Regions from separate parts of the Mus musculus genome. Here region 1 is linked to region 2. Evidence: chromatin loops called from intact Hi-C (ENCODE). Cell type or tissue: left cerebral cortex. All regions are shown on one strand. Region 1 overlaps Med14 (mediator complex subunit 14). Region 2 has its middle 39 kb from the start of 2010308F09Rik.

Region 1 (2,500 bases), 520 kb before region 2:
CTTAGAGGCTAGAGGCAAGCACATAAATTTGAGGATAGCCAGGATAGTAAGTCCCTATTAATATTTTAGTACTAAATAGTAATTATTATTAAATAGATAAAATTTATTATCTTAAAGGAAATGAATTTTAGGAGAAATGGAATGATACGCAAAGTGAGTGAGCTAGACCATAAGTACTGTTCTACAGTCTCTTCCAATAGACCCAATTAGAAAAGTTTGTGTTTCTCAGCAACTCACCAACTCCAACTTCATTATATGCACACAGTCCCGGAGGATGTGTGTCGGCGCTCCCAACAGCTTGGTGAAGGCTATAAGTGTGTTGGCTTTAAATGGCGGTCCTGCAACCTACAGGGGGTAGGGGCAAAGAAATCACCTTACTCTTCATTCTACTTCGACTTCATGGATTCACTGACTAAAGTCAAGCATATATTAGGAAACACATACTCTTGTTTCGAAGAATTTCTCCAAAACTTGAAGCTCATCGGGTTTCCATTGTCCTGCATTTTCAGGTGTCACTTTTAGCTGAAGGGTCTGGTTGGTTTTGGGACTAAGGGCTACTCTGCATTTCAGGGCATCTGTCTTGAACATGATTACACCAGGTTCATTGGAATTGATCAGCTGCAACTGTAAAACAAGGATGCAGCAAATCAACAGGGAAAGACACAAACTTAGCTGACAGAATCGTCTCAATAGAAAACATGTTGATCCAGTAATTCTGACGAGAGTCACAAAGCCCAATGCTACAGGGACCACGAATAGCAGAACTGAGGCTGCACCACAGCTCTCATCCTCTCTAAGCTGAATGGCAATTTAATTAACATATGTTAATATTGAACAGGGGTACAGTGAAAAGAGAGGGCAATGGGGGAGAGTATGCATAAGTATGTTCACATATGAAAAACATTGGGGCTGGAGAGATCCAAAGGTCCTGAGTTCAAATCCCAGCACCCACATGGTAGCTCACAACCATCTGTAATGGGATTTGATGCCTCTTCTGGTGAGTCTGAAGACAGCTACAGTGTACTCATACATAAGGCAAATAATATCTTTTTTTTTAAAGGAAAGAAAAAGAAAAACATTAAAGTAGGAGCTGCTCTTCCAGAGGAACAGGTTTGATTCCCAGCACCCTAGGACTCACGCCTGTAATTCCAGTTCCAGGAAGGTTTGATGGCCTCTTTTGGCCTTCCTGTACACTGCATGCATGTGGTACACAAACAGGAAGGCAAAACCACCCATACACATTAATAAAAACTTAGTAACCAGCTTAATTTATTAATTATTAATGAATTATTAATTAACAATTAACATTAAAGAAAAAAATCAAAATCAAAAAAAAATCAAATGAAACCCACTATTTTACACAATCCAAATTAAAATACTTTTTACATTCTTTTAAATATATCTGACTATAAAGATTATGAAATGACTTTGAGGCAAGTGTATATAGTATTTATTACAAACAAACACTTTGGCTACTTCATTAACACATGTATCTACTGGTAATAATGGTAAATATAAATAAAGAATGTTATCACCGTAAGGTTGGCTAGATGCCTATGTCTGCAAGATTTTAAACAAATGTAATTACTCATCAGTTTTAAAAAAGCCCTAATGCCTATGATCAACACTTTGATTTTGATGAGGACTCGACTTCAAAGTCAGTCTATCTACAAAAGCACATCAGAGAGCAAACAGTCATTTGTATGTGCGCCGTCAGACCTATGTGCACTGAATCTGTTTAGTGTGATCATCTGTTCCTCGGCCCTGGTAAACCACATTATCTAAAATCACAGAACAGTAAACTGTACAACCCTCTAATCTAAGATCTGATTAGATTAAGTGGGGCGCATCTTTAATGCTAGGTAAAGGCTTGAAGCCCAATTCTACCAGGATGGTTAAGAAGGTAACCCTCCCAAAGATTGTCTTCTGCCCTTGACAATGACCGACCACTTAGAAACTTGCGTAATACTCGTACCGTTTCCTGTTGGATGATTCTTTGAAGGTGTCGTCTCATGATGACAGATCCAAGGAATCTCTCAAGTGGGGAACAAAGGTAACTACCTGCCAGGCCAGGCACAAGGCCTGGCGTTGGAGATGGTAGCAGTAAGATGTTCAAGGCACTATGAGTGAGAATGGTGGGTATAGATGCTGCCCAGGAGCGCTGAGGTAGTTTTCGAGGTGGAGGCATGTTGGTTGGCATTGTCTGGGAACCTTTTGGGAAGGAAAACAGGTAACTTCAATTATGAATGCATACACACCATGCCATTGCTGCCTGCTTTGCCTTCATCAGACAGTTGCCAGGTAATTGTAACTCTTGTAACTAGTCCTTGTTATGAAGGATCATATGTCAGTTCTCAGATAGCAGAATCAGCTACAGTGAATCTTCTGATTGTATTCAGGTTCAATATGATCCTGTAGGGACTCCTTCAAGGAACTGGGTTCTGCTTCTCAACCTAAACTCTGCTTGGTCCTGTGACCTGCTTTTGCAAGGGATGCTGGA
Region 2 (2,500 bases):
CCGGGTTCTCTGGAAGAGCAGCCAGTGCTCTTAACAGGTCACCAAGCCATCTCTGGAACTGTCCTGTAACCACCTTTAAAATGCACATTTTGGTGAGGGGAGACTAGCATAACTCTAGATCTAGGGGTAACAATGACTGTGGCCTCTTAGGACATAGTACTTATGTGCCCACATACACAAATAAAAATAAAAACAGTAACAACAACAACAACAAAATAATCCAGCTCAGAGAGCTGGGGCTGTGTCTCAGTTGCAGAGTGCATGGCCGAAGAGTCCCCATTAGATCCCGTATCACCAGAGTAAGGGTTAACCAGCAGAATCCCTTGGCGGGTTGGGGTTACTAAAGTGTGTCCCAAAGATTACACCATCATACCATCATACAATAGATCTCCCGAAAGGAATTTATTTGGGTGGGAAGAGATGGGCTAGCCCAGACAACAAGAGACAGAGAGACAGGGTGAAAGAGTAGGCCGCGATGGGGGGGGGGGGCTGGCTTTTAAATGGTATGCCCGTGGCATTTGGCAGCTGGTGATCATAAAGCTGCTGGCCCTGAGGCGCTGAAGGCAGGCTGGGCCACAACCAGTACCGGCCACAGAAACCAGCTGTTGGCAGAAGTATCGGACCTGCAGTCTGGGATGGTGTGCCCACCCTGGGGCGTGGTCCCACCTGGTCACAAGTAAGATGCCTCCAGCCCTGACCCCACATCATCTACTCACGCAGCTCCCCTGTCCCAGCCAACAGCAACTTGTTCGCCCTGGGGTCTTACTTCTGTTAAGAGTCCCTACCAAAGGCCTGGGGCAAGGGTCTCTTCCTGATCTCCATAGGAGTCTCTGGTCTCACAATGTTTCTGTGTGGGTTCAGTGGTGACGAGGATTAGTTATGGATACACAGAGGCTGTGACACCTGCCAGCTCTGTGCTACTTCCTTTAAGGGCCTGGCCCCACAGCCACGTGGACCTTTGTCCATAGGGGTGGCGAGGAAGCCACACTGTTCCAGCAACCTGATCTTTAACAGAACAGCATCTGTCAGGACTCCGCGGCTCTCTGCCTGGCCAAGCCGGCACACTTTTTGTTGCCAAAGATGGGTGGTGTCACCGGAAGTCTAAGGGAGTGTGGTTCGGAAATCCCCTTGGAAAACCAGCTCTTGTGCCAGACCTCGCTTGACGTTAGGCTCTGCTGCCCTCTAGTGGCCGCAGGGTGGCATGAACCACGAGGGGTTGGAGACGTCTGCTCAATGGCTTGGGAAGTGGGGGAAGGGAACTGTGGCGGTTGCGCAGATCCAAGTGCTTTGTACCCACGACATCTTAGATTCTGCTGCGTCCCCCAACCCCCGATTTTTTTGCCCTTTGTTAATCAGAACTCAAAAAGCACCTAACCCTTTTACATATCCAGAGCACGAAGCCGGAACTAAGGCTCAAGCATCGGGCTCCTTGTTTGCTGGAATCCCCCAAAATGAACGTAACTGTCATACCATACATGTGTGTAAAATTGGAGAAAGGGGATGATATGAGCTTAATTGGTTAAGTGGTGGCTGGTGTATATCTGTAATCCTGCCACTACAGGGGCACAGACAGGGGATTCCCTGTGAGTTCTATGCCAGCCTGAACTATCCCAGTTTAAAAACAGAACTCTGCTATCTCCCCCACTATGACTCTCCCTTTGTCCCATTCCCACAGGCTAAGGGACTTCTGGATCCTGAGAACTCGAGTTGGCGATACAGTTGGAATGACTTTAATGGACCATTATATTTCCATATATAGGAATTACTGGCCATCTTAGGACAGGAATGCTTTCCAGGAATAATCTGCCTGCCCACCTGGTAACGCCACCCTGAGCCACAGCAGTTGGAAAGTAGGTGGTGGAAGAGAAACAGTGTTTCAAGTATTCAGAGCCAAAAGAGGGTCTGTGAAAAGTTATCCCAGCTATTAGTTATGAGACTGAGAGAGATGCCTCAGTGCTTTACAGTACTAATGGCTCCTCCAAAGGACATGGGTTCAATTCCTGGTCCCCATATGGTGGGCTCCCAATTATCTGTAACTCCAGTTCCAGGGGATCCACTGCCCTCTTCTGACCTCCTCAAGATCTGCATGCAGGTGGCACACAGACATGGAGGCAAATCACCCAGCCACAGTGAGACCTCATCTCAAAAGATTCAAAGAAAAGAGGGCTGTGGGAATGGTGTTGACATCAAGGATTTGAATAGAGAGCACCAGCCCAAATCATCATGGTCAAATTAATTAAAGCAAGCTTACCCCCTGCCCTACCCCCGCCTCCACTCACACAAGAGTTTTTCTCTGTAACAGTCCTGACTGTCTTTGAACTCACTCTGTAGACCAGGCTGGCCTCGAACTCAGAGAGCTGTCTGTCTCTGCCACCGGGGTGCTAGTATTAAAGGTGGGGGCCACCATAGTCCACTGCAAACCTGCAAGCTCTTTTTTTTTTTTTTTAATTCATGTGTATACATGGGTTGCCTCCTCTAAGGTGGAATTCAAGGAGTCAGC

The links. Peaks named below come from ENCODE experiments on the same cell type or tissue, not always from the same donor. Only the 100,000 strongest peaks of a DNase experiment are listed, where the experiment ranks them.
Region 1: it touches region 2 in a loop (7-fold over the local background); 9 of 42 quality-filtered maps call a loop at or near these places.

What each region holds. Positions count from the first base shown.
Region 1 is chrX:12,683,741-12,686,240 of GRCm38, forward strand. It overlaps Med14 (mediator complex subunit 14), which reads right to left. Exons shown (of 31, transcript NM_001048208.1): 26 at 1,976-2,211; 27 at 445-624; 28 at 238-345. Among named protein-coding and RNA genes, the nearest start is that of 1810030O07Rik, 11 kb to the left of the region's middle. In left cerebral cortex, no CTCF peak of the experiment used is centred here; no DNase peak of the experiment used is centred here.
Region 2 is chrX:13,207,033-13,209,532 of GRCm38, forward strand. No RefSeq gene overlaps it. Among named protein-coding and RNA genes, the nearest start is that of 2010308F09Rik, 39 kb to the right of the region's middle. In left cerebral cortex, a CTCF peak has its summit at 1,189 (motif pointing left); DNase peaks (open chromatin) are centred at 1,196 and 1,761; H3K4me3 peaks cover 355 bases; H3K27ac peaks cover 238 bases.